2 separate regions of the Homo sapiens genome follow, and region 1 is linked to region 2. Evidence: chromatin loops called from intact Hi-C (ENCODE). Cell type or tissue: heart left ventricle. All regions are shown on one strand. Links, peaks and the distances in the headings refer to the core of each region. The heading gives the core; the rest is flanking DNA.

Region 1 (15,298 bases), core at 4,460-12,459, 150 kb after region 2:
TTACTTTTATAATAAAAAGCAAACAAGTTAATAAAATTAAATGAAAATAAAGCCTGCACTTAGATTTAAGTCCTTGATCTATCTTGAGTTGATTTTTATATAAGGTAAGAGATGAGGATCCAGTTTCATTCTCCTACAGGTGGCTTGCCAATTATCCAAGCACCATTTGTTGAATAGTGTGTCCTTTCCCCACTTTATGTTTTTGTTTGCTTTGTCAAAGATCAGTTAGCTGTAGGTATTTGGCTTTATTTCTTGGTTCTCTATTCTGTTCCATTGGTCTATGTGCCTATTTTTATACCAGTACTATGCTGTTTTGGTGACTGTGGCCTTATCGTATAGTTTGAAATCAGGTAATGTGATGCCTCTAGATTTGTTCTTTTTCCTTAGTCTTGCTTTGGCTATGCAGGCTCTTTTTTAGTTCCACATGAATTTTAAGATTTTTTTTCTAGTTCTGTGAAGAATGATAGTGGTATTTTGATGAGAATTGCATTGAATTTGTAGATTGCTTTTGGCAGTATGGTCATTATCACAATATTTATTTTACCCATCCATAAGCATGAGATGTTGATCCATTTGTTTGTGTCATCTATGATTTCTTTTAGCAGTATTTTGTAGTTTTCCTTGTATAGGCCTTTCACCTCCTTGGTTAGGTATATTCCTAAGTATTTAATTTTTTTGCAGCTATTGTAAAAGGAGTTGAGATCTTGATTTCTCAGCTTGGTTGCTTTTGCCTGAAACTATACAAACTCTAGAAGATAACATCAGAAAAAACTTTCTAGATATTGGCTTAGGCAAGGATTTCATGACCAAGAGCTCAAAAGCAAATGCAATAAAAACAAAGATAAATAGCTGGGACTTAATTTAAAGAGCTTTGCACGGCAAAAGGAACAGTCAGCAAAGTAAACAGACAACCCACAGAGTGGGAGAAAATCTTCTCAATCTATACATCTGACAAAGAACTAATATCTGGAATCTACGGCGAACTCAAACAAATTAACAGGAGAAAAAAAAAACCAATCCTATCAAAATGTGGGCTAAGGACATGAATAGACAATTCACAAAAGAAGATATACAAATGGCCAAACAAACATATGAAAAAATGCTCAACATCACTCATGATCAGGGAAATGCAAATCAAAACCACAATGTGATACTACCTTACTCCTGCAAGAATGGCCATAATAAAAGAATCTACACTTCTACACTGCTGGTGGGAATGTAAACTGGTACAACCACTATGAAAAACAGTGGAGATTCCTTAAAAAACTAAAAGTAGAACTACCATTTGATCCGGCAATCCCACTACTAGATATCTAACCAGAGGAAAAGAAGTCATTATACGAAAAAGATACTTGCACATGCATGTTTATAGCAGCACAATTCACAACTGCAAAATCATGGAACCAATTCAAATGCCCATCAATCAATGAGTGGATAAAGAAACTCTGGTATATATATCAAAGATATATAAACTGTGAGATATATATATATATATCATATATTTATGATGGAATACTACTCAGCCATAAAAAGGAATGAATTAATGGCATTCAAAGCAACCTGGATGGGATTGGAGACTATTATTCTAAGTGAAGTAACTCAGGAATGAAAAACCGAACATCGTATGTTCTCACTCATAAGTGGAAGCTAAACTATGAGGCTGCAAAAGCATAAGAATGACACAGTAGACTTTGGGGACTCTGGAGGAAAGGGTGGGAAGGGGGTGAGGGATAAAAGACTATGAATCGGGTTCGGTGTATACTGCTTGGGTGACGGGCGGACCAAAATCTCACAAATCACCACTAAAGAACTTACTCGTGTAACCAAATATCACCTGTTCCCAAAAACCTATGGAAATAAAAAAATTTAAAACAGAAAGAAAGAAAATAAAGCTGCACATATTGTAACACACCATGGGGCCAGGCACGGTGGCTCATGCCTGTAATTCCAGCATTTTGGGAGGCTGAGGCAGGCAGATCACTTGAGATCAAGAGTTCGAGTCCAGCCTAGCCAACATGGTGAAACCCCATCTCTGCTAAAAATACAAAAATTAGCCAGGCATGGTGGTGCATGCCTGTAATCCCAGCTACTCAGGAGGCTGAGGCAGGAGAATCACTTGACACCGTCAGGTGGAGGTAGCAGTGAGCCAAGGTGGCGCCACTGCACTCCAGCCTGAGCAACAGAGCGAGATTCTGTCTCAAACAAACAAACAAACAAACAAACAAAAACCCACCATGGTGCATGGGGTGGGAGCCTAGAGGGGCAGGGAAACTTTGGAGGGAAGAGAGCTGGCTACTTCTAAGTTGAAAAAAAGCAGAAGGCGCTAAGAGGCAAAGGAATCGAGAAAGGGAAATGGTGGTGGTAATGAAGCTCATATCAAGGCAATGATTTTTATTTATTTTTGGCTTAAACAATAGAAGTGTATTGTCTCACAGTTCTGAAGGCTGGACATCTGAGATCAAGGTGTGGGCAGGGTTGGTTTCTTCTCGGGGCTGTAGGGAAGAATCTGCTCTATGCTTCTCCCCTAGCTTCTGCAGGATTGCTGCCCATCTTTGGCATGCCTTGGCTTGTAGATCTCTGCTTTCATGGCGTTCTCTCTGTGTATGTGACTGTGTCCAAATTTCCCCTTTTTGTAAGGACATCAGTCATCTTGAATTGGAGGCTCACCCTACTCCACTATGACTTCATCTTAACTTAAATCTGCAATTACCCTGTTTTCAAATAAGGTCACATTCTGAGTTATGGGGGTTAGGGCTTCAATATGTAAATTTTTTTAGGAGAGGAACACAGTTTTACTCATAAAGGTAGGTACAAAAAGGAACTTATGTCACAAGCAAGGATTTGAACTTCAAGAATTTTGGTTTGTCCATTTAAAAGATAACCATTTTTTTCCCTGCGAAATCAACAGTTTCTAAGTGTTAGTCAAAATCATAACTTATGCAAAGGAACTCTAGGGATATTGACAAAACTGGAAGGGTAGATATCTCTAGCCAACTGGAGATCAATATGAGCCAAGAGGAAACTTGACAAATTCGGGGGAACATTCAGGTAAATAATTGGTCATGGTGTTGTTCACTGTCTATTTACACTGCCTTAAGCTGGTGCTTTTGGCAGATTTAGTGCCCTGAGACTTCAACGCTGAACCTTCACAACTATGACTGAGAAGCATGATAAGACTAATGAGACTATTTAAAATAACTATTTAGGCTGGGCGTGGTGGCTCACACCTGTAACCAGCAATTTGGGAGGCCAAGGCAGGCAGATTGCTTGAGCCCAGGAGTTCCAGACTAGCCTGGGCAATGTGGCAAAACCGTCTCTACTAAAAATACAAAAATTAGCCAGGCGTGGTGGCACGCGCCCGTAGTCCCAGCTACTCAGCAGGCTAAGGCGGGAGGATTGCCTGAGCCTGAAAGATTGAGGCTGCAGTGAGCCGAGATTGCGCCATCGCACTCTAGCCTGGGTAACAGAGTAAGACCCTGAATTGAAATAAAATAAAATAAAATAAAATAAAATAAAATAAAATAAAATAAAATAAAATAGAACAGAATTGTTTAAAACAATGAGACTATTTAATACAAACTGTACAGGATGCATTCTATCCTGCCTCCCCATCTCTCTTTCTCTCTCCCTCTTATTTAAAAAAAATTTAAAAATGTTTAACTGTGATAAAATAGACAACATAAAATTGATCGTCTTAACCATTTTTAAGTGTATAGTTCAGTATTACTAAGGATATTCACATTGTTGTGCAACCAATCTCCAGAGCTTTATTATCTTGCAAACCTAAAATTCTATTCTCCTTAAACACCAACTTGCCATTTCCCTCTCCCTCCAGCCCCTGGCAACAACCATTGCACTTTCTATTTCTGTGAATTTGGCTTGTCTAGCTATCTCATATAAGTGTAATAATACAATATTTCTCTCTTTTTGTGAATGGCTTATTTTACTTAGCTTAATGTCCTCAAGGTTCATCCATGTTATAACATGTGTCAGAATTCCCTTTCTTTTTCAGGCTGAATAATATGCACATTTTGTTTATCCTTTCATCTGTCAAAGGACATTTGGGTTGCTTCTACCTTTTGGCGGTTGTGAATAATGCTGCTACGAACATGGCTGTACAAATATATCTTCAAGATCCTGCTTTCAATTCTTTTGGATAAATACCCAAAAACGGGATTGCTGAATCATATGGTAATTCTTTTTTAATTTTTTGAAGAGCTGCCATATGTTTTTAAATTGTGATCTACTCATTGCTCAGTTAGAAAGATAGAAAGCAAGAAGGTGGCTGTTTCTCAATATATAAATCACATAAAACCCAAGGAAGCAAGCTTGTCCTCAGTAGAATCAAGAGACTTTTAAAGAACTCTGTGATATCTAAAGCAAATGTAGGAGCATGCTTCAGGCTGTTTTCCTGGGAAGTGGAGAAGAAAAAGCAATTGCTGACTAAGCTGAGCGAGGAGCTAAGTATTTTCTACTGGGAAATATTTATCTGCTTGGTGCAGTTGCAAGTTCTGGGGAGTGTCCTTATTAGAAAACAGCTGATAATTCCAGGAAAACTTGGAAGAATCACCATGGTGATGAAGAGTGACCCATTTAAAGTGTAAAGCCTATTGTGAGTTGAACTTTAAAAGATACTTGTATAGAAGTTTCTCTTTCGTGTTGCATTGGACGTAAAATATGATATAAGGTAACATTATTATTATTATCTCCATTCCTCCTGCTGCCTGATGTACTGAGGGGGACCCTAGGACACCTTTAGAGCCTGGTCCTGACTTGGCTACTCCTTAGCCACATGACTTTGACAGGCCACTCAACCTCTGCAGTCTCAGACGATTGATCTGAAGAGCCTCTAAAGTCTCATTAGTATGTGGGTTTACTTCTATGGGTATATAATTGTTTTGGCTCCTTTTTGTTTATTACTCATTTTCTCTAGAACTTGGCTACTGAGCAAACTCACCACATCAGACATAGTGGAGAAGGAGGAAATAAGCCAAGATGTGCTAACGGACAAACACAATGGCAAAGTCCATGTGTTAAAGCTCCTTCTCCTTATTGCTTTTCTTTGACCTCAGGAGCATGGGGTTGAGTAAATCATACTTGTGGGTTCATGCACCCTTTCATCATTAGTCTGGATAAGGCCTCTCTCTGTTTAATTTTACTATATTATTTTCTTTTTCTTTTGCGGGGGGAACAGAGTCTCACTATGTCGTCCAGGCTGGAGTGCAATGGCAAAATCTCAGCTCACTGCAACCTCCTGGGTTCAAGCAATTCTCCTGCCTCAGCTTCCTGAGTAGATGGGATTACGTGTGTGCGCCACCATGCCCAGCTAATTTTTGTATTTTTAGTAGAGATGGGGTTTCACCCTGTTGGCCAGGCTAGTCTCCAACTCCTGACCTTGTGATCCACCCACCTTGGCCTCCCAAAGTGCTGACCTGGCCTAATTTTACACCGGAACTGGCCTAATTTTACTATATTATTTTCTTCTGCTTCATCTCCCATCCCCTTTCCCTTTCCAGGTGCTGTGCTTGTGGTATAAATGGACTATCTTATTTAATTCTAATGACAACACTGGAGTAGACAATGCAGAGAATGCTGTCATCCCCATTTTACATATGGAGAAACTGAGGCTTAAGGAGGCTAAAGGGAAGAGGCAGAATATCAAACTAACCAGACAGATCCAGAATCCACACTCCTAAACACCACAGAAGCTAATCAAGAAAACTGATTTAAAATACAACTTGTCTCTAAGTTATTCTGAATTGTCTGTAGGACACCTCTCCCCCATTATTCAAAGGAAATATTAACAAATCTACTTTGAGGCACTTTGTTTCTCCTCATTCATCTTTCGCAGGACATTATCACCAGAGACAGTTTCGAAAAACTGGGATGATAGTCTCTTTGGATTTCCTTTTCCTCTGTTCCATTTCTCTTGCAAAACTTGGAGCTATAATTGTCAACTTGTGCCTTGACTCTGTGGCTTGCTGGGCACATAATTGAAATGATGTAAAATAGCATTTCCCCTCCTTAAACAGAACACCTGTCCACTCACATTGTGCTCTTTCTGAATCTCATTTATAAGAAGAAGATTGTTGATGGGCAGAATATGCTACTGAAGTGATGTTTCTCCCCTATGGGAGAGAAACATGAATAGTGCAGAGATTTATAATAGGATGAAGTGTGTGCCACCTTTAAGGTAAAGCCACACGAATTGATGGTTACCTAAAGTGATGGCCATTCCTGGTAGTCTTAGCACAACTTAATATGTGATGGGACAAGATTTTTAGCATTGACTACATTTTGTTTGTGAACCCTGGTGGGAGGGGAGGACAACCCTCAGGGGAGATGCAGAGATAGGAGTGGTTAAGGGCTTTTTTGACTAGGAGGGTTCTTTCCAGGGAGCTCTGAGGATGGATTACCAGGATGGGGAGATCAGATCATAGAGAGAGGGACCATACTGGAAATTAATAATAATAATAATAATGTTGTGGATGATGATAATAATGTCAATCTCTATTGAAGGCTTACTGTGTGTCAGATGCTGGATTATATTACTTTATATGCATGATCTTATTTATTCTTCTCAACAACTTCAGATAGATACTATTACGGGGACCTGAAGTAGATATTATTATAATCTCTATTTTACAGTGGAGGTAACTGAGGCTTAGAGAGGTTAAGTAACGTAGCCAGGTCAAGATCACGTAGCCAGCAACAACTCATTGGTCCATGCTTTTACCAGCACACTCACAGAGCCAGTGAGCTTTGGACGCAAGGAGTAAGATCAGGAGAGAATGGGAAAATGCCTTTTGAAGGGGATAATTGAAAGGGCCACAGTGGGATTGTGTGAAGGGCCCAGGTTTGATCGAGTGGTTCAGAGTTTTACTCAAATAGGAAGAAAGAAAACATCAGGTTGGTCCCTCTGGGTGAGAGATTGGGTGAAACTGCTTAAAAAATCCAGACCAGAGCCACATTCTGCCTTTAGAATCAGCTCTTCACTATTTTCCACCCAATTTTAAGGCCATGTTGTTATATAATTTGGATATGACAGCCAGAGATAATTTTCTGCTCGAAACAATTAGTCATATTTTAGGTTGGATAGGTTTGACTGAGTAAATCTTTCTTCAAGTGAGCATTTTATTAATTATAGAAAGGGCTTGGAGAGACATCCTTTCAAATAACGGAATCAAACCCTTTCTCTAAGAGAGGAATCCCTAAGCCTTGCTGGATCTTGCACAAAAATCATATACCATCCCACAGCTAAATTCATTTAGAATCCCACCAGAACATTCTAATGCAATTTTTATGAAGTGTCTTTTATTTTGTACTTGCTTACTCTGTAACAAATGAGTCATTGATTTTCAAAAAATTTTAAATGTATCCAGAGGGTTTTTTTTTTCTTTTCAGTTTTTGTTTTGAACAGCCATTCAGAAGCCAAACCCAGTAACCCTAAGTTCTCCTGGCTGCTTTGCTGTAAAGATAGCTTTCCTCTGAACTGATTGTAGTGGTTGCTTTGACAAGAACGAACCACTTTCTTTTTTTAAAAAAAATTTATTATATTTTATTTTAAGTTCCAGGATACATGTACAGTACGTGCAGGTTTGTTACATAGGTAAACGTGTGCCATGGTGGTTTGCTGCACCTATCAACCCATCACCTAGGCATTAAGCCCTGCATGTGTTAGCTATTTATCCTGATGCTCTCCCTCTACAGGCCCCAATGTGTGTTGTTCCCCTCCCTGTGTCCATGTGTTCTCATTGAAGAACGAACAACTTTCAACTAGCCAAATTGCTGAGATGTGAAAGAAGTACCTTACAAGTCTTTCTAAAATGTTGTCCAGCAATTATGTTTGAATATTTGTGTGTTATATTCAGGGAAGGCCTGAAAACAACAACAATAAAAATGAAACTTTAGGGTCAATCCCAATTTTCTTTGTGATCATGAGGTATTCTAATCTAGAGTTCCTTTGGGAGCCTTTCCTTGTGAGTTTAAGTAGGAAAGCCGACGGGAGCCTCACCGTACAGCTGTGGTCGGGTACAGTAATCCCCTGATGACTAGTCAAAGACAGATCCACTCGATGCCTATGTTTTTTTCTATCATTCAAGAGTGGCCAAGGAGACCAAGGGTAGGAGTGAGAATTCACTAGAGTTTTCAACAAAGCATTCCAATAAATTAAAAAAACAAACAACTTTTGTAAGAATGAAGTGTTTGGCAATGCTGGTTGGTTACAGCGCCCTCATGTGTCTCAGCATGGTAGTGTCATTTTAGGGCTTTCCAAGGGCATGAGATTCTCTCCTAATCATTAGACCAATGCTATTGAATGGAGTCCTTTTCCTCCATGTTTGTTTCTAGGGTCACAAATAGACTTCTTTCTTCTTTAGGTGTTAGTTTGAATCTCCAGTGTGATTATAATTTTTATTAGAAACTGTAAACATGAACTATCTCATTTTCCAGTCTGTTTCTGTGCATGCTCGATAAATGCTTGCTGAATTTGAGCTCATTTAAATGTCAATTCCTGCCAAAAAGTGAAAATAACCCAAATGCCCGGCTGGGGAATCAATAAACAAATTGTGGCACATCCATACAATAGAATACTACTTAGTAATAAAAAGGAAAGAACTACTGACACGCAGCAACAAGAGGCTGTGAATTATAAGGTTCTACTTATGTGACATTCTGGAATCAGACAGATACCAGATCAGCAGCAGCCACAGGGCTGGGGAAATATGGTGGGATTGGTTGCAAATGGGTATTAGGGAACTTTTCGGGGAGATGGAAATGTTCTTTATCTTACTTGATGTTGGTGACTTGACTACATACATTAGTCAAAACTTATCGAACTGGCAATGGTGGTATGACAATGAGTATAGCTGCTTTCCAAAACTCATTGAATTGTGCACTGGAAAAGGGTAAAATTAACTGTATATGAATGATACCTCAGTAAGCCTCATAAAAACTTTCAATTCCTTAAAAAATTATCATGGATTTCTTCCAGAGTACTGAACACCAACCCCTCTGGGTTGGTTTCCTTTTCTTTGCCTATCTGAAAAAGATGCCACGATTAAACTCTTAGACTCTGCAAGTTCCAGCCCAGTTCAAAGTCCCAATGGGGCCAGACTGCATTCCAAACAGTCTGCTCCCCGCCTCTGCCATTATACCAGAGACGGCGTATGCAGTGACACAGTCTCTGTAGCATTTGGATACTGAAAAGGAAAACATCAAAGTTCCGGGCCAGTGCTAGCTGCCACCAACAAGCACAAGCCCCTTGAGGAGAAATGAGATCTGGGCCCTGAAGGCAAATTCATACTGTCAGTTTGCTGGCTCTCCTCAGTGAAGGACAACAACCACGGTTCCTGGGCAGAAGCTGTGCTTTGTACAGATTTATTAGCCACTTGACTGAATGTTCTGCCCCAGGCAGTGCCCAATATCTGATTCTGGAAAACAACTTTGGTTCCCGCAGCTCCCAAGATGTTCTACCTACCCTCATTCCCTATGATGGTGACCTACAAATGTTGATACAGGCCAGTGGTTCTTAAACTTCACTGGGTTCAGGAATCACCTAAGGAGTGTATTTTCTAAATGTCAGTTCCCAGTCTTCACTTGCACTCTGAGATTCTAGTGTAATAAGCCTGGGAGCAGTTCCTGGAAATTGCATTTTAGAAAAGCACCTCTGGTGATTCTGATGCAGGAGGTCTAAGGCTCACACTTTAAAATATGATGATCTGAGGCCTGGAAAAATTCATATACCATCTAGACTTTTGTTTTCACTTGAAATAGTTGAAAAATTAATTCATTGGAAACATCTGACCCATCACGTCGTTGAGTAACACAGTGATTAACAGTGGGGCTCTAGAGTGGGGTTCCTGGGTTCAAAGCCCACCTACACCTCTTATTACCCATGAGGCTTTAGACAGGTTACTTAATCTCTTCACAGCATGTGTGTAAGAGGAAGTAGGATCAAATGAGCTAACACTTAAAAAGCACTCAGAGTGAGTGCCAGTAAGCATTAGATAAACATCATTATTATTCTGTCCAGATCAATAAAGATTGAAGGGAATATTGCAAACCATGAACAAAGAAAGATACTTCAAAGAGCTTTTCATTTAAAGCTTGGACAACTCTAAATACTTCAAATGGTAGACGGAAATGTAGCCACTTTATGTATGCCAAGTTTCCTACATTCCAAATTTCTTTGGAATTTAGGAAATTTTTTATATTAAAAATATAAGCTGAACAAATATGTAAGCTGAACTTAGCAGTACCCCTTTTCTTTGATTAAGGAGCTTATGACAACTCACATATATCAGCTTGCTCATCTTTATAAGTTATCCATAATATTTGGTGCTTCTTAAAGATGCAAATCAGAATCATGTGTAGAGCTTTTGGAAAGGACAAATTTTGACTCAGTAGAGATTGGGGTGGGGCCTAGGGAATCTGATTTTCTAAAAAGCTCTCTCCATGATTTGGCTGTACATTCCAGGTAGAGAACAACCATTACAGGTGAAAGCTGGGATAATCTACCTTGTTTTAAAATGTAAGAAACAGAGACAAAACATGTTAAATACTTTGCCCCAATGTCATTCAGCAAATCATTTGGTGAGGCAGGAGTTGGATTTTTGTCAGTAATTCCAGGGGCTACTATATTAGTACTTTCCACTATGGCTTATACAGTATAAGCTATTTGTATAGGGTAGGATAAGCAAAGTAAATTTTTACTCCCTCATTTGCTTATGAAATAGTACTCTGATCTGAATATGTAGGAACTTTAGAACTGCTGACCTGGGATTCTGAATTCCTTTCAGATTCCACCTTTTACCTTCTTAGCCACGTATCCCCATTTACTGATTATCTCCATTAAATCCCTGGAAGTGTAAAGGAGAGATGGCTCATACAGTGCTTGGGTCAAATCCCTATGGGAAATAAGATCATGTGCTTAAAGACTTGTTCTTCCCCATTCTTGGAGCTTAAGGACCACAGCTTCATCATGATCAAATCCAAGATAAATTAGTACATAAATCTAGGAAAATGAGGATCTCATAAGATCACGAATCTAAGAATATTATCTTATAAATTACTGACTCATAAATCACCGGGGCATGAATCACACGAATATCAAAAAGGCCATTCTAGTGGCTGAAGGCAGTGGCATTTTGGTGGCCTCTACTCTTGAGTTGAGATTTTTGTGGATTCCCTTCTCATCTTGGGAAATATCTGTAACCTATGAAGTCCCTCAGAAACCATTTTCCTGAATGTATTATCAGAGAAGAAAATCTGTTAAAGTCTGCCATTGGGAGGAGGGTGGCCACCAATCAAGTGAAATCATTCTGCTGAACTTGAGCCAGGGAACCAAATTGGGGCAGTATCATTTTGCATGCAAGATGGCCCAGCAGGCTGGAATCCCTGCCTGCAGACCTTCACACATCACCAACTTTTTGCTAATAAAACAGACCCCATTATTTAGTTTCTTCTTGGCATCCACTGGCTGCTTCCCTTTCAGACTTTCTGTTGCCCATATTTCAATATCCCACCTTTGCATTCTCCTCCTGCTCTTGTTAAAGTACTGTTTCTTTCTTTTTCTTTTCTTCTTCTTCTTCTTTAAAAAAAAAAAAAAGATCCCTTTTAATCAGATAGCTCCTGCTGGCATGAGCTGTCAGAGGTATTCATTTCAGTGGACTCTGGCCTTATGCTGCATTACCTTGGCAACAAGATTTAGAAGCAAAGCCTTGGCCTTGAACTTGTCAGAGTCTCCAACGATGTGAACTCAGCACATACTACTCTCTAGCATATCAAGTTGTCATGCCAACCACTAACAATAAAATCCATCTCTGTCTTCTAGGGTTTTAATTCAATAACTTTTCAAATTGGTTCCTTCTGTAATTCAATTGGTCTGGAAATGTAATATATGAACGTGCACGTGTGTGTGTGTGTACACTGTGTTTAACCAGTCACTAATGGCCTTCCACTAAAAGACTGGAGGTTGGAAATGCAATATAGGTCAAAAGTTCATCAAAAAGCAAAGAAAACCGGTGCTGGATCTAACAAAAGAAGCCTGAAAATTTGGAAATCCTGACAAAGAGGTAACTAAACGAAGCCTCAAGAGCTGACTTCTGCCCTCAGATATATGCACATGACTTCTATTGGCACGGGTGCATAGCACATTTGATACTCAGAGTAGCTGTTCCCCCATAGATATTTAGAACTCCTTTAGTTTTGAATACACAACCAATTTCCATTTCTTTTTTTTTTTTTTTTTTTTTTTTTTGTGAGACAGAGTCTCGCTCTGTCGCTCAGGGTGGAGTGCTGGAGGCAGTGGCGCCATCTCGGCTCACTGCAAGTTCCGCCTCCCGGGTTCACGCCATTGTCCTGCCTCAGCATCCCAAGCAGCTGGTACTACAGGCGCCCGCCACTATGCCCAGCTAATTTTTTGTATTTTTTAGTAGAGACGGGGTTTCACTGTGTTAGCCAGGATGGTCCCGATCTCCTGACCTCATGATCCGCCCGCCTCGGCCTCCCAGAGTGCTGGGATTACAGGGGTGAGCCACTGAGCCCGGCTAACCAACTTCCATTTCTTTTTGAGACGGAGTCTTGCTCTGTCACCCAGGCTGGAGTGCAGTGGCGCGATCTCGGCTCACTGCAAGCTCCGCCTCTCGGGTTCACGCCATTCTCCTGCCTCAGCCTCCCAAGTAGCTGGAACTACAGGTGCCTGCCACCACGCCCAGCTAATTTTTTTTTTTTTTTTTTTTGCATTTTTAGTAGAGACGGGGTTTCACCGTGTTAGCCAGGATGGTCTCGATCTCCTGACCTTGTGATCGGCCCGCCTCAGCCTCCCAAAGTGCTGGGATTACAGGCGTGAAGCACCGCACCTGGCCCCAACTTCCATTTCTTAAAAGCATTCCTATTTTTATATTTACATTTCATTTTCCTCTGAACCAGAAAGCTCTTTAAGAACCTGTCCCCTTTGAAAGACTCTTAATCTTCTAAGGACATTCAAACAGGGATTGCATGGAGTCTAGGGGCTGGAAGTAACCAGGGGTCGGGGCTTCTCAAACTTATGTGTTTCAATGCCTCCTTATTCTTGTGCCAACTCTGTGATTATTTGCTCCTTGTTTTTCTCCTTTAATTGACATGTTTTAATAAATTTAGAGAGGGAACTTTATATCATTAGTCTGATACTCTGCTTTTTAGACCCTCTGCCCCTAGGGGCATAGTTCTCTCTTAGTTTTCAATAATTAACACGTATAGGGTTGTCAGTGTGCTAGCTGATGACCACTAAAAATACTTTTTGTGTACTAATTCGTTTAATCTTCACAATCATCATAGCAACCCTTTGAAGCAGGTAATTATTTTTATCATCATAGCTTCACAGAGGAGGAAACAAAGATACTGAGAAGTTAGGCAGCACATCCACAGCTAGTATAAGTAAGGACTGAGTTTCAAACCCTGCAGCCTAGTTCCAGAGTCTCAACTCAGAATACTGCTTTACTGGATTCTGGCTGATATGTGAGCCTGTCTGCAAAGTTTTATACAGGAAGCACTGATTACCTAAAATTGCAAATTTCTTGAAGGCAGAGACCATCTTTAATACTTCCATCTCTCTCTTAGTGCCTACTTGTGTACCTTTGACATAATACTTGCTTAGAAATATGCTCAGTTTGTGAAAGAGTGATCTGGGAGAATCCTAGAATATCAAATTCAAGGCCACTTTGAAAAATCTAGTTTTTGTATAAGTTGGAACAAAAGAGGTTATCTTCACCTCTAAACCATACATATATAAGTTCTTCTGTAGAACAAATTCATTGACGTTAAAGGCCATGTTTGGTGGTGTGATGGATATTTTCTGTTGGCACCCCTACCCTGGCCCGACCCAGAGACACTTTCTACCTTTCCCCACTGTGCCCTCTGCCCTGGGCACCTGACCTTTACCAACTGCATCAACTGGACTTTCTTGCTTTCCAGCTTTGCATTGGGTTGGGAGGCACTGGCTGGAGAATGAGAGAAAGGTTGGACTATTTACTCCTGTAGCTCACTCTTTGCCAAGGCACAGTTTGGTAATGCTTTCTTCTACCCAAGACCATTGGTTCTACTGCATAGCCCTCTCCTACAGCTACAGCTCTTGCTGGTATGGAAACAACTTCCTGCTGGTACTAGTTCCAGGGCACTTCACCATTCCTTATTGGTGTCCTCCTGTAAGTCTAACTTAACTTTCATTAATAGTCTCTTCAATAAATGTATCATCTGTCTCCTGACAGGATCCTGGCTCTTAACACTTGTCATCTGGCCAAGTGCTTGTCAAATATTAATGGACATGAGAATCACTTACAGATCTTGTTAATATCCAGGTTCTTATTCAGAGGACTGGGGTGGGACCTGAAATTCTGCATTTCTAACAAGCTCCCAGGTCAACGGATGCTCCATAGGTCACACTTTTGGTAACAGTGATCTAGTAGATGGTCTATAGTTGTCACTTGACAGGTATTTTAAGTTGAATTAAAGAATGGCTAAATGAATGCCTTGGATGCAATGCTGCATTCAATACTGGTGAAGGAAGCTACAGCTTCACGCCACACCTATCTTGTAATAACTTACCCCTGAGGTCCCAGCAGGGCTGCAGCAGACCCACCTGGTCACACCATAAAGTTCACAGCTGCTTGGACACCCGTATCTCTGTTTTTCTCATTGGCACAGCCACCCTGGTGATTCTCATCATTTTCAGTTAATACTGTTTATTAAAAACAGCAACTACCACATCTAACTTCCTAGAAATTGAATTCGCACACACAGGTAATTTTTTCTTCAGAGATGAAAGAAAAACTGATTATTTTCAACATCGGAATCAATTGCCCCTGAGGGACAATTCTTGCTGAGTGAAAGGTGGGAGAGAAATTCATGGTTTGCCAAATAGTAAGTTTTATTTGCTCAGATTCTGTATAATCTTGTACAAACAGGCTCTATGTGCAAAGGCAAAGTTAAGCTCCAAGGGATCGTTCAAAACAAGACCCAGCTGATGGCAAACTACATCTAGCTGTGCTTGTAAACAGATGAAGCTGTTGGGAGATCTGAATTCCCTTTTACATTTAGCTGACCAACTACGATTTTTGAACACAAACTAAGTGCCAGGTACTACATCTCTTTGTAGGACATGATTATGTACAAAGTAAAATGTTATTAATTTCAAATCCAAATATACTGAATATTGTGATAATTCAGGCGGATGCTAACCTGTATTTGACTATTTCACTAACCATGCAAAAAAGACTTACCATGCCAATCAATAGATCAACAAATTGCAAAAAATTGCTTA
Region 2 (14,675 bases), core at 161-8,160:
CAACTTTATGTTAGAATAAACAAATTCAATAACACCATTTAGAAAATTTAGTATAATTACATTAATGAATCAGGACAACTCCCTTTTGTGACAAAGGCACAAAAAACTGTTCCTTGGATGATCAAGATGTCATTAGTTCTTCCTAAATGATATCTAACATGGACAAAAATTCATTAACTATTGGCTTATTTTGCTTTGCATGAAAATTTCAACTGTATGTTGTGGATGCTCTAAAGCAGAGGCTCCTTACCCTCTTTTTGGGTGACAGGCTTGTTCCTGACCCTGAACCCTTCCCTCCCTAAATGTGTACCTTAAACAATAAAGCATGTATTTTTCAGGTGGCTCATGGACTGCCTGAAGCTTATCCAAAGACTCAAGATAGAGAACTCCTGCTAGGAAGAATCTCTTATTCCAGAGAAAAAGGGAGCTAGTAGTCAATTGTTTAAGATGTTTTCATTAACAAGTCTTAAATATAATCCTAACAATCTACTTACTAAGGGTTCCAAAGCCAGAAAACTCAACCTACTAGAGTGTCCGTGTGCTTAAGGAAAGTCACATCAAAATTTTAGCAGTTAGTTTTAAATTTTGAAGTGACAATGTTGGCACCTTGAGATAACCAGAAATAGAGATTTTACAAAGCATCAAAACTACATACTTATGAATCTGTAATTATTTAAAATTAAGAGAGTTAAAAAGCCACATAATTATGAAATGTTTAAATCCATTAATTTATCTACATCTACTTTGGCTAGTAATTCTTTACTCATCTGGGAATCTCACTTTCTAGAAGATTTTACTATAAAATAGTAGCATTCAGATTGTTTTTTTTCTTTTTCTGTTTTTTTTTTTTTGAGACGGAGTCTCTCTCTGTCGCCCAGGCTGCAGTGCAGTGGTGCGATCTCAGCTCACTGCAACCTCTGCCTCCCAGGTTCAAGCGATTCTCCTGCCTCAGCCACCAGAGTAGCTAGGACTACAGGCGTGTACCACCATGCCCGGCTAATTTTTTAATTTTTAATAGAGACGGGGTTTCACCATGTTGGCCAGGCTGGTCTCAAACTCCTGACCTCAAGCAATCCACCTGCCTTGGTCTCCCAAAGTGCTGGGATTACAGGTGTGAGCCATTGTGCCCGGCCACACTGACTGCTTTCTATCATCCAACGTGAGGTACTTTATTGTTATCAGTGTGGCTTACCCTAGGTTGAATGTAAAGATTAACTAACCTTCTAGGCCTTGTTGTTTACGTTCGATTGTCCTCTTATACTCTTCAAGTTCTCCTTCTGTGAGATGACTAAATGGGTTAGGAGGAGCTGGTGGGCCATGATCATCATCTTCAAATTGCATAGTCTTACAAAGAAAAAATAAAAATCGATTCATTACCAAGAGTTTTACTTATATATCTATCCATCCATCCATCTATATACACATAAATGCAAATATGATGTTTGTGAAGCCTTATTTCACAACAATCCTAAGAAATGCAAGGTAACATGCTTTGTTTAAAATGCTCTTGTAAGATTGATGCCCTTAAACTACTAATCCAATGGACTAAAATTGCCAGTGATATTTCCTCAATAAGCCTGTATAAGTAAATCTTAATAATTTTTAAAAACCATTATGCCAAGTTCTAATAAGTTTCACATAAAAAAAACTTGAAAAAAACAAGAATTGCTCCATTTTAAAGACCACTGTAAAAAAGGCTTACAGAAATGAAACTGTACCAAAAGTAGTTCTTTAAATCTGTTACGAAAATAAGCTTGTAGCTGTTTTCTCCAGGAAAGGAAATAATGAGAATTTCAGTTGCAGTTGGCATATGGAACCCATGTATTTATTTTTCATCCCTCCCAAAACCCCACTAAAATGATAGTAAAGGAATAGAAAAAAACAAAACAAAACACCCTTAAGGACAAAAGAATGTGAGATGAAACAACAAAGGATGAGAAATGTTAACATATTTTTGGAAGCTGGAATGCAAGTGGAACAGCAGGTAGCAGAGCTGAGAAAGTTGAAGCCTCAGTCCTGAAAAAAAGGATGCAAATGAGAAGCATGCTTATTTGCCCTGAAGAGGTCTGGTAAGGCCCATAAACTAGAGGCAATAGGTACCATAGAAGGTGGTGGTAAGGAAAAGGTGAAAATAGAGGAACATGTTCAAAGTCTGAATAGGAAACAGATTCCCAGGTTCCCTTCCCTATTCCACAGAGCCAAGCATTTCCCTCTCTCTCATCTCTGCAGAAGATCAGAGGCTTGAGAAAGAAAAACTAGGCTGGGCGCGGTGGCTCACACCTGTAATCCCAGCACTTTGGAAGGCCAAGGCGAGCAGATCACCTGAGGTCCAGAGTTCGAGACTAGCCTGACCAACATGGAGAAACCCTGCCTCTACTAAAAATACAAAATTAGCCGGGCATGGTGGTGCATGCCTGTAATCCCAGCTACTCAGGAGGCTGAGGCAGGAGAATGGCTTGAACCCGGGAGGCGGAGGTTGCCGTGAGCTGAGGTCACGCCATTGCGCTCCAGCCTGGGCAACAAGAACAAAACTCCGTCTCAAAAAAAAAAAAAAAAGAAAGAAAGAAAGAAAGAAAAACTAACTAGGGGACACAAAATACAGTTGCAGGCTCCTAGAATGATGGTTGGAAACTGGCAGGAGACTGGAGTTCTTTTCCAGATAAACTAAATAGTCCCAGATAAAAGAATTACAGAGAATAATGTTTGGGGATTCCCCAGAGAAACAACCTGGTCCACATCCAATCACCCTACAGTGAAGCCCACCAATCCCCGAGCTCTGTGTATACCCAGAGCTTCTGATATGCTTTAATGTCTCATTCTTCCATATAAACAGACATACGGAACAACTCAGAATAGACAAAGACAACAAAGGCAAATGAAGAAAATTTAAAATTGATACCCTTAGAGCAATAAGAGAAAGTGTAAAGATCAGGATGTTATTAAAAAGGAACATTCAGGGAATAAGAACTCTTATTAAAAATAAAAAAGTTGGCTGGGCGTGGTGGCTCACGCCTGTAATCCCAGCACTTTGGGAGGCCAAGGCGGGCAGATCACGAGGTCAGGAGATTGAAACCATCCTGGCTAACGCGGTGAAACCCTGTCTCTACTAAAAATACAAAAAAAATTAGTCGGGCACGGTGACAGGCGCCTGTAGTCCCAGCTACTTGGGAGGCTGAGGCAGAGAATGGCGTGCACCCAGGAAGGCGGAGCTTGCAGTGAGCCAAGATCGCGCCACTGCACTCTAGCCTGGGCAACAGTGCGAGACTCCATCTCAAAAAAAATAAATAAAATAAAATAAATTAAAAAAGTTAACATCAAAATAAAAAATTAAAAGGGTTAGAAAACATTCTCCCAGAAAGTAGGATACAAAGATAAAGAGATGGCAAGTAGGAGAGAAAAGAAAAAAATCAGAGGCTCAAAGAGGCCCAACATCCAAACTAACATAATATACTGACAGAAAAAGAAATGGGAAGAAAACACTCTTGAAGAAACACTTTTAAAAAACTTCCAGAACTGAAGGATATGACTCTGGAGATTGAAAAGGGTTACTAATTACTTAGAAAAAAGACTAAAAAGAGATCAGCACACAATCATAAAATTTCAGAACAGCAGGGATGCAGAAAGGGTCTAAAAGCAAAAAAAAAAAAAAAAAAAAAATCCTAAACAAAGGTTCAGGAATTCCAATGCCTTCCTACTTCAACAATAAAATAGGGAACAGAATGATGCTTTTCTTATTTCAGGGGAAAATTATTTCTAAACTATTCTATATCCATTATATGCACATTTGAAGATAGAATAAAGGCATTTCAGACTGTTACCACCTATGTATCCTTTTCTCGGAAAGCTATTAGAGGGTGCGTTCTACAGTAAAGGAGGAAATCAAGAAAGCAGAAGACACAAGATACAGGAAACGGAATACAATATAGATCAGCAGCACAGGAATCCTCCAGATGAACCTGTGCAGCTGGCCTGAGAGCAACCAATTTAGATTTGGATCAGAATGAAGGGGGGCTGGAACAGAGAGATTACCTGTTGACTTTCACCCTGTGGAAAATAATATTAGGACAGATTTTATGTTATTCTTATTTTTTGAGACGGAGTCTCGCTCTGTCACCAGGCTGGAGTACAGTGGCATGATCTTGGCTCACTGCAACCTCTGCCTCCCGGGTTCGAGTGATTCTCCTGCCTCAGCCTCCTGAGTAGCTGGGACTACAGGTGCACGCCACCACGCACAGCTAATTTTTGTATTTTCAGTAGAGATGGGGTTTCACCATGTTGGCCAGGATGGTCTTGATCTCTTGACCTCGTGATCTGCCCGCCTCGGCCTCCCAAAGTGCTGGGATTACAGGCGTGAGCCACTGCACCCAGCCGGGACTTTATAATTCTTTTAAAAAGTTCGGGAAGAACTAAGCCAATGTACCCCAAATAATAAGCCAATGAAAAAAAGGCAAGGTGAGAGTAGGGAGGGGTGACTTATGTAAGAAAGGAAATACTACCTGGCTTAGCAGCAAACATGTAGTAATATAAATAACGAAAGCTGATCTAACAGAAAAAAACAAAAAACAAAAAACAAAAACTGTGATGTATCCTTACTGGGAGAATGGGGAGAGGGAAAAAGGGAAGCACTGTATAAACAGGCTAAATCCCCATCTTTCAAAAATATTTCATTAATTCTAAGATGAACTTTTTCCATCTCTGAAATTGGGAACAATTATAATTGGCAGTGTTTTTTCTCTTTTAGTGACATATAAAACAATGGTACTTCTTATAACGGATAACACAGATTTGATGAAAAATAGTCAAGGTCTAAAACTGATAGACCAAGAAAAAGCAGAAGATGCTCTTTAGAAACATCAAAGGAGGACGAGGAGCAGTGGTTTATACCTGTAATCCCAATACTTCAGGAGGTCAAGGCTGGAGGATCACCTGAGATCAGGTGTTCACGACTATCCTGGGCAACAGAGTGAGACCTCATCTCAACTAACTAACCAGAAACACCAAAGTAAACATTAGAAGCAATGAAAAGAACAGAAAGTTGCTGCACCTGGAAACTGGGAATTGTGGGTGACATTTTAAATCTTGTGAGTTGACTTTTTAACTTGTGCTTATATTAACCTTAGTAAAAATAAATATTCATATTTAAAAATCAATGAAATTAATGTGGTAAATAAAAAACAAAGATCATACTACTTCATAAACTTACAGAAGGTGGCTTATCCACAACAATTCCAGCAAGCAACTGAGATTGTGGTCCTGCTGTTTTCAAGTCATATCGATTTTGTTCCCGAATCTGAATTGAAAAACAATTCAATATAAAGTTCTTGAGGGCAACTATGCAGATGACCTTTGCTTTATCTTTTCATAAAAGCTTACTACTTGACATTTCCAGAGTGAGAGTCTCTTCAATTCCCACCTCCATAAAGACCTCTTTTACCATCCTAACAACTCATATTAGTCTCCTCTGCTCTTTATGGCAAGTTATTTCCTTTCGTCTTAGGTTGTTAGAGAACTGCATTTTCCCCCTAATAGCAGGGTTCTCTAACGCAGAAAAATGTTCAATACATCTTCCCCATGTAGCCTGTTCACCAATTACTAGCACAGAGCTGGAGGCATTCAATATAAGCTAAAATTATACTGAATTAAATTCCAAATTCTTCTGTATTCAAACTTCTAAGTTTGGCATTAACCAGATTCAACCACTGGTGATTTAAACATAAAGCAATTAAAATGTCTCCCCTGGCTATAGAAGACCATGTCTTACCTTATTTCTCTTTTCTAGTACCTCATTCGGGTTTGTGTTTAAAGGAACAAACTGATTTGGATCTTCAATTTTGATAGGTGTTCCACCACTAACTTTAGATGAGTCTTCTGCTTTCATCCACTAAAGAATCAAAAATTTTCTAAAATGAAGCTTTGTGTTAAGAAAATATTAGTAGATTGTTAGATAACTGCTTATAGTCTCAAGAGGGGCATTGCCAATGTTTAAATAATTTCACTAAGCAGTATCTTAGTGGTGAATTAGTTTCATCTCATACTAGTTAGAAAAGGCTCAAAATCAACATTTACTTAAAAAATAAATGCCATTACGATTCACATAAATATTCAATTATACTGCTAATTAAACTTTCTCCTTGTGTCAAGTGAAAATATGATGCTGAAACTACTTCAAGCACAGAGAGCATGATCTCACATTCACTCACATTCAGTGTTTTGTCTTCTGCACTGAAGACAGCAGTCAGATGAAGATGGCAAAGGAGTAATCAAAAAAAAAAAAAACTTAAGAAATATCTTAAGATTTTAGTTTATCAGACTTCACTTTTTATTTTTGGCTGACAGAAAAGGCCAAGCCCTAATCGGCATTTTATAATGGGGATAATCTGGTATATAATAGCAAAATAGAACCACGGGGTTGGAAGGAGCTTACATAATTCTTCTCATTTACCCCATATTATAATCCTTAAAGAAAGCGAATCTCGATCAAGATTAATGATGGCTGACCATCAATCTCTGTAAACAAAATGAATTCTGAGAAACCAATGAGTTTAATTATGTTCTTTTACTGGGAGGCAAGAAATCTTATAGACTACAGAAAAGACATTTTGATGCCTAGGTATTTTCATATTGAATGCCATTAGTTTATATAAGATGAACTAATTCTGAATATCTAGAACTGTGGTGTCCAATCTTTTGACTTCCCTGGGCCACATTGGAAGAACTGTCTTGGGCCACATATAAAATACACCAACACTAACGATAGCTGATTAGTTTAACAAAATCACAAAAAATTCTCATAATGTTTTAATAAAGTTTACAAATTTGTGTTGAGCTGCATCCAAAGCCATCCTGGGCCATGGACTGGACAAGACTGACCTAGAGAATGTTTGGTGGTATGCACTCCAAAACCAAACCAAACCAAATCTAATGCAAAATTCTGAAAAAGATAAAATAACCCATTTCTCTACCTACAAGATCTTGCCTAAGGGTAGCTATGTGCAGTGATTCATGCAGCTTTGGTACAATTAGGAGTTGATAACTTTTACAGTTTTAATTCACTGGTGAATTAAACTACTGGTGTAGTTTAATAGAAACTACAAAGCAGTATCATGTAGTGGACAAGAACTGGGCTCAAGAGTCAGACTGTCTTCATGCAAATCCCGAGTTTACCATTAAAACATGATTAATTAACCCTTCTTGCCTTGGTTTTCTCATCTATAAAATAGAAAAACAGCATCATTCATATTAGGAGAGTTAAATGAGAAAATTCGTGTATGGCACTTAGAAGAGTGTCTTGCACAAAGTTAAAGCCAGATAAGTGACAGTAATATTTTTAATATTATTTTACTTTCCAAATATTTTCAATATAGAACATTCAATTCTTGAGTAACTAGGCAAAATATTTAGTAAAGGCAAACTACATAAAATACTGGCATACCGTGATTTTGGTTCGGGGACTGGTTTCTCCGTTCCGAGACTCCTCAGGCACATTCACTTTCATGTAAGTATTTGGTGAGTTCAGCCATCTTGTTTTTTCACGCTGTTGCCTCTGTGCCATGTATTTGAGAGGAGAGAGTGGCACTGTATCGTCTTCAAAGGAAAAAGCAGTCACAGTTGCTGGGATTTCCACATCACTCTTGTGCCTAGGCTTCTCTCGAATGAGAGGATGCCTGTAAGCATAGCCTGTTCTATACCCCTAAGGGAGGGAAAAGCCACATTTGAAGCATCAAACCTGTATCAATAACAGCATTTGGATCCTAATTCCTTTTGTATACAAATGATTTAAAAGACTCCTTTGCTAAAAAACAAAGAAAAAGGCATCCTTCCAAACACCACATAACTTTCATGTAACACTGGAGCTGAAATTATGCAAATTTCAAGACCTAGTTAGAGCTGATAACAGCTGATATTGCAATTTCCACTCACACAACTGTTCCCGACAAACGAACAGTTCTAAGTTGCTGACCAGAAGTGCTTTTCTATCTATAAAACTGTTCTGGGGAAGCAAATCTCAGTGCTCATTTAAGTCTCTGTTCCTGGGTCTGAAGGCAGTCAGCCTTCTGAGCCTTCACAGAAGAGGGTAAAATCTAAAATAACATTTGCCAAACCATACATCTTTTAAGGGGTTACTATCCAAAATATATAGGGGACTCAAAAAATAACAAGAGAAGAACCCAATTAAAAAATAGGCAAAGGATCTGAATAAACATTTCTCAAAAGAAGACATACAAATGGTCAACAAGTGTATTAAAACATCACTAATCAAGAAAATGCAAATTAAAGCACGAGATGGCATGTCCTGTTAGAATCGCTATTATAAAAAAGATGAAAGACAACAAGTGTTAGAATGTAGGGAGAAAGGGACCCTTTGCACACTGTTGGTAGCAATGTAAATTAGTATAGCCATTGTGGAAAACAGTATGGAGGTTCCTCATACAATTAAAAATAAAACTACCATATCACCCAACAGTCTCACTACCAGATATATATCCAAAGGGAATGTACTCAGTATGTCAAAGAGGTATCTGTACTCTCATGTTAGGTACACCATTATTCACAATAGCCAAGATATGGAATCATCCTAAGTGTCCATTGATGGATGGGATATAAATGTGGTATATACAACATAATGGAATACTATTCAGCTTTAAAAAAGAAATTCTGTCAAATGTGACAACATGGATGAACCTAGAGGACATTGTATTAAATAAAATAAACCAGGCACAGAAAGACAAATACCCCATGATCTCACTTATATACAGAGTCTTAAAAAGTTGAACTTGTTGGGCATGGCAGCTCACGCCAGTAATCCCAGCACTTTGGGAGGCTGAGGTGGGAGGACTGCTTGAGCCCAGGAATTCAAGACCAGCCTGGGCAACATGGAGAAACCCTATCTCTACAAAAAGTAAAAAAAAAAAAATAAATTAGCCAGGCACGGTGGCACACACGTTATGTCCCAGATACACAGGAGGCTGAGGTGGAAGAATGGTTTGAGCCCAGCAGGTTGAGACTGCAAGTGAGCCCTGATTGTGTCACGGCACTCCAAGCAAGATCCTGCCTCCAAGAAAAAAAAAAAAGTTGAACTCATAAAAGTAGAGTAGAATAGTGGTTACAAGGAGGTGGGGGTGGGGAGATGTTGATCAAAGGATACAAAATTTCAGTTAGGAGGAAAAAGTTCAAGAGATATATTGTACTATGGTGACTACAGTTAATAACAATATATTGTAATCTTAAAAAAAAAACACGACATTTGTAAGTTCTGTTTAATTCTCAAAGGTGTGGTTAAATAACAATGAAATGCTTTCCTAGGGCCAAACTCAGCTTCTGGAAGAGTATGGAGCATGTTCTACAAAAATGGAAGCATCTGCTCTTGAATCTGAAGACATTAAATCCAAGTTTTACTTCAATTTTGCAACCTACCAAGTTGTCCAGAGTCCTCATAAGCCCTTCAAACTCAATTTCGCCAACCTTCCATTTTTGATGGGAACCCATATTCACACCTCCTCCACCAGACGCTGCTACAGTGTAAGTGAAAGCTTTATACTTCTGAAAGTCCAGTACATGGAGATTGTCTACTCCACCTGCACCTGCTAGGGCCTGCACCTGTAATCAATGGTAAAATATACAGAGACACAAAACTATAAAGACTGTAATGAGTATTTTACTTTCAAAAAGGCACAATTTCAATTTGGCAAATATCTATAATACTTGCTCAGGCTACTAACAACAAAGACAAGATGACACTCTTGTGCCAGCAGACAGCTGAAGTATCTTTTCCACCTATCTGAAAAAGAAACCTTCCAAGACTCTGATCCTCCCTGATGGAAAACACATTAGAGCCATACCTCTTAACATATTTTAAGCCACGGAATTCTGCTGCCAAATTTTAAATTTCTTTTCTTGAAGTTTTCCCAGGGTTATCCAGTTAATACTTTTGCTAAAAGCTATAATTTTAAGGAAATACAAAAACACTGTACTTTGAATTTAAAGATATTTAGGCAGAAGCCATCAGCTCATTATCTTAATTTAATTAAGCTTTTCATAGCCCCATTTGAGAAGAGGAGGAACCATTAAAGCAAAAATAAGTTGATTGTTAGGACAAGTTAATGTTGGTAGAAAAAGTTTTTTTTTAGTTGTTCTTTTCCCCCTTTCTTGTGGCCCTTCCAATAAATTAAGATTATTACCATTTGCTTCATGAGAATTTGCTTTATTTATTTATTTATTTATTGAGGACTGAGTTTCACTCTTGTTGCCCAGGCTGGAGTGCAATGGCACGATATCGGCTCACTGCAAACTTCGCCTCCCGGGTTCAAGCGATTCTCCCGCCTCAGCCTCCCAAGTAGCTGGGATTACAGGCACATGACACCACGCCCTGTTAATTTTGTATTTTTAGTACAGACGGGGTTTCTCCATGTTGGTCAGGCTGGTCTCGAACTCCTGACCTCAGGTGATCTACCCAGCTCAGCCTCCCAAAGTGCTGGGATTACAGGCATGAGCTACCGTGCCTGGCCAAATCTGCTTGATTTAAAGAGAAAATTAGGGCCTTTAGTTTAATTAGATCCCATTTGTCAATTTTGTCTTTTGTTGCCATTGCTTTTGGTGTTTTGGACATGAAGTCCTTGCCCATGCCTATGTCCTGAATGGTAATGCCTAGGTTTTCTTCTAAGGTTTTTATGGTTTTAGGTCTAACGTTTAAATCTTTAATCCATCTTGAATTGATTTTTGTATAAGGTGTAAGGAAGGGATCCAGTTTCAGCTTTCTACATATGGCTAGCCAGTTTTCCCAGCACCATTTATTAAATAGGGAATCCTTTCCCCATTGCTTGTTTTTCTCAGGTTTGTCAAAGATCAGCTAGTCGTAGGTATGTGGCGTTATTTCTGAGGGCTCCGTTCTGTTCCATTTATCTATATCTCTGTTTTGATACCAGTACCATGCTGTTTTGGTTACTGTAGCCTTGTAGTATAGTTTGAAGTCAGGTAGTGTGATGCCTCCAGCTTTGTTCTTTTGGCTTAGGATTGACTTGGCGATGCGGGCTCTCTAGTTCAACCATTGTGGAAGTCAGTGTGGCGATTCCTCAGGGATCTTGAACTAGAAATACCATTTGACCCAGCCATTCCATTACTGGGTATATACCCAAAGGACTATAAATCATGCTGCTATAAAGACACATGCACACGTATGTTTATTGCGGCATTATTCACAATAGCAAAGACTTGGAACCAACCAAATGTCCAACAATGATAGACTGGATTAAGAAAATGTGGCACATATACACCATAGAATACTATGCAGCCATAAAAAATGATGAGTTCATGTCCTTTGTAGGGACATGGATGAAATTGGAAATCATCATTCTCAGTAAACTATCACAAGAACAAAAAACCAAACACCGCATATTCTCACTCATAGGTGGGAATTGAACAATGAGATCACATGGACACAGGAAGGGGAATATCACACTCTGGGGACTGTGGTGGGGTGGGGGGAGGGGGGAGGGATAGCATTGGGAGATATACCTAATGCTAGATGACGAGTTGGTGGGTGCAGCGCACCAGCATGGCACATGTATACATATGTAACTAACCTGCACAATGTGCACATGTACCCTAAAACTTAAAGTATAATTAAAAAAAAAAGAAAAAGAAAAAGAAAATTAGGGCCTTTAAATACATTCAACATCTCTGATGAAAAAAATGATTAATAAATATCCAACCTCTCATCATAATGAGGCTGTGGAATTGTTGAAAACTGCAATTTCATATAACTTCTGGACCTAGTCAAACTTTTTACAAAAGTGACCACAACACATTTGATTCTTGATTTGCAGCTGTTTTTCTTCCTTAATTAGTACCACCACTACAGGGTGAAAACAGAAATATGCAATTGTACTAACTTAAAAAGCAGGATTGTAGGGAAAATGATGTTTATGAGGCCCTTAGATTGTGTGTGAGAAAATTTTAATTTCCTTTACTCCTATTTTCAATTCAAGAGATAACTGAGTTGAAAACCCTGCCTACATAAGTAGAGCAGAACTTCTCTTAAAAGACAAAAAGCCACTAACTAATATGTATTTGCAAATAAGTACACAAAATCCAACTAAACGAGCAAATAACAAAGCAATTAAAAAAGGGGAATAATGTTTCCTACCTGAATCTCACAGGCTAGTTGCACATTAAAAATATAATGAAAAGCCTCCTCTAATGTTTCTCCAAGTGCAACCACACCATGATTCCTGAGTACCAGCACCTAAAATAGAATGCCCACAGCAATCACTTGAAATAACTGGCATAGCTCACACTGTTTTCATCAACAGCAGCAGCAACAAAAATAGCTCCTTAGACAAACTCTACTACATACCTTACAACTTGGTCCCAGAACCTTCTGCAGTTGAATTCTCTCCTCCTGTTCTTCAAGTGACCCTTGGTAGTCATAATAGGCAACATCTCCCAGAAGAAGAGACTCTTGAGAAATTGGAAGGATCCCACATTTCATGGAGGATACCTATTTGGTTTGGCCCATACCAAGATAACACATTTGGTTACTAAATACATTTTCATAGGAACCTGATTGTTTGGTCAGCTCAGGAAAACACTGGCCTATTCACTGTGTTTCACCATTGCAGCCCACTTCCCACTTTATTCACTTCCCATTTTGTTTCTTCCACACACACACAAAAAGGACTTAGGGAATACAACTCAACTTATATGCTGTGTCAAATATTATGAAAGAAGCTTTGCTCCAAAAAACTCAATGACCCAATTTTCAAACTGGTTAGTTTTAGAATCCAAATGTTATTTCTCCAGTTGTTTCCTAGAATGGTAGCATTTGGTCCCAAAGGCCTTTTGCTTTCTGGGTATGCAGATTATTGTATCAAATATGATTTTGAAAAGCAGATAGTAAAGCATCCTGTTGAGAAAGCCACAAAAATAATACATCTTCCAGCGTCCTGTCAGTTTTGGACTTTCATTGACTTACAGCTGCTGTTGCAAGGGTATGGATGTGTATCACACACTTAACATCAGGACGTGTTGAATAGATTGCAGCATGGGGACTGAATCCTGTATGGTCAATTTTCAAATTGGTACTTCCCTGGTCAACCACTTCTCCTATTATATTGACTTTCACCTGGAAAAAATCAGAAGGACATATTTAACTGGTATATACGTATCAAAGTTTGTGTTTCACAAGCTAAACCAGGGGGTAGCAAACCTTTTTGTAAAAGGTCAGATAGCAAATATTTTGGACTTTGTGGGCCTCTGCTGCAATTACTCAAATCTGCAGCTGCAGTACAAAAGCAGCCATAAACAATCTGTAAGTTAACAGGTATAGCTTTGTTCCCATAAAACTTTATTTATAAAACAGGTGCAACAAAACTTGGTACTTGGCAAGAAGTACAGTTTCCAAGAAAAGGAGAAACTTAAGCTCTTCATCGGAGGTCTGAACAAGTCTGGCATGTATAGAATTGGCTAGAAAACTTCTATTTGCTAACATTGCAGCAAGCACCCAGAACCAAGGTAGCTCCTGTCACTCTGTAAGCTGATGACAGTGGCTAGGAGTAGTCATGGAAAAGATAAAATACTAAGGTCAGATCCTATACTCATACCAGCTGAACTTTGTTTAAATCTAGCTATGAACATTGTGTGTGTGTGTGTGTGTGTGTGTGTGTGTGTGTGTGTGTGTGTGTGTGTGTGTATTGAAGACAGAGTCTCGCCCTGTAGCCCAGGCTGGAGTGCAATGGTGCGATCTTGGCTCACTGCAACCTCTACCTTATGGATTCAAGCGATTCTCCTGCCTCAGCCTCCCGAGTAGCCGGGATTACAGGTGTGTGCCACCACGCCCAGCTAATTTTTTGTTATCTTTAGTAGAGATGGGGTTTCACCATGTTGGTCAGGCTGGTCTTGAACTCCTGACCTCGTGATCCACTTGCCTCAGCCTCCCAAAGTGCTTGGATTACAGGCGTGAGCCACTGCACCTGGCCGTGTGTGTTTTTTTTACACAATTTTTTTACACAAATTTCTGAGTGTATAGGGTGGTAAAAAAAAAAAAATCACGATTCCCTTCAAAACATAGACAAGTTAACTGATAAGACCAACTCATTTATTAGTCTCTTCAATTACGCTATTCTCTAAAGCTTTTCCCTAAAACAACATAGTTCAAATTCCCTTCACTGTTCACTAGTAAATGTTTTTCCATCCATACCTTCTTATTCTGTCCTGTGCTAAAAGCTAAGAACTGTCAGAAAAGCCAAAGAAAGCTCAGAAAAAGCAACACAGGAATGGAAAATTATACCAAATTGGAGGCTGTAGCTTCAGAAAAAGATAGGCCTCTGGGAATTATTATAATGTGGTCTTGCTCCTTACTTATTCTTACCTGGAAAAAAAAACAACAGGGAATTACTATGAAGTGGTTCATATTTTGCAGTGGAAACATGACTACAAATATATTTACAATGAATAATTGTAAGAGATCAGGAAAAAAAAAACCAACAAAGCAAAAATTAAAGGTCTACAACATGAAACTTTCCTAAAGTTTCCCTCAAGTACTTGCTAAAAAATTCTGACTTTAGTTTCTTATTTACTGGACTTACCTAAAAGTGTTATTTTGGGGCTCTAAGGTTATTTAGGGTCAGCTATGTTCATGAAAAATAAATGCTAATATTATTCAAGCCAATGTGGTAATA

The links. Peaks named below come from ENCODE experiments on the same cell type or tissue, not always from the same donor. Only the 100,000 strongest peaks of a DNase experiment are listed, where the experiment ranks them.
Region 1: it touches region 2 in a loop (3-fold over the local background); 9 of 110 quality-filtered maps call a loop at or near these places.

What each region holds. Positions count from the first base shown.
Region 1 is chr10:109,971,520-109,986,817 of GRCh38, reverse strand. The region is part of intron 2 of ADD3-AS1 (ADD3 antisense RNA 1); the gene reads left to right. Among named protein-coding and RNA genes, the nearest start is that of ADD3, 29 kb to the left of the region's middle. In heart left ventricle, for the core only: CTCF peaks have their summits at 8,031 and 8,233 (motif pointing left); no DNase peak of the experiment used is centred there; H3K4me3 peaks cover 736 bases; H3K27ac peaks cover 2,248 bases.
Region 2 is chr10:110,117,032-110,131,706 of GRCh38, reverse strand. It overlaps ADD3 (adducin 3), which reads right to left. Exons shown (of 15, transcript NM_016824.5): 5 at 14,285-14,365; 6 at 12,971-13,120; 7 at 12,353-12,496; 8 at 12,143-12,241; 9 at 9,415-9,597; 10 at 7,433-7,690; 11 at 5,762-5,881; 12 at 5,204-5,290; 13 at 1,221-1,344. Among named protein-coding and RNA genes, the nearest start is that of MXI1, 83 kb to the left of the region's middle. RefSeq lists a silencer at 1,782-2,076. In heart left ventricle, for the core only: no CTCF peak of the experiment used is centred there; no DNase peak of the experiment used is centred there.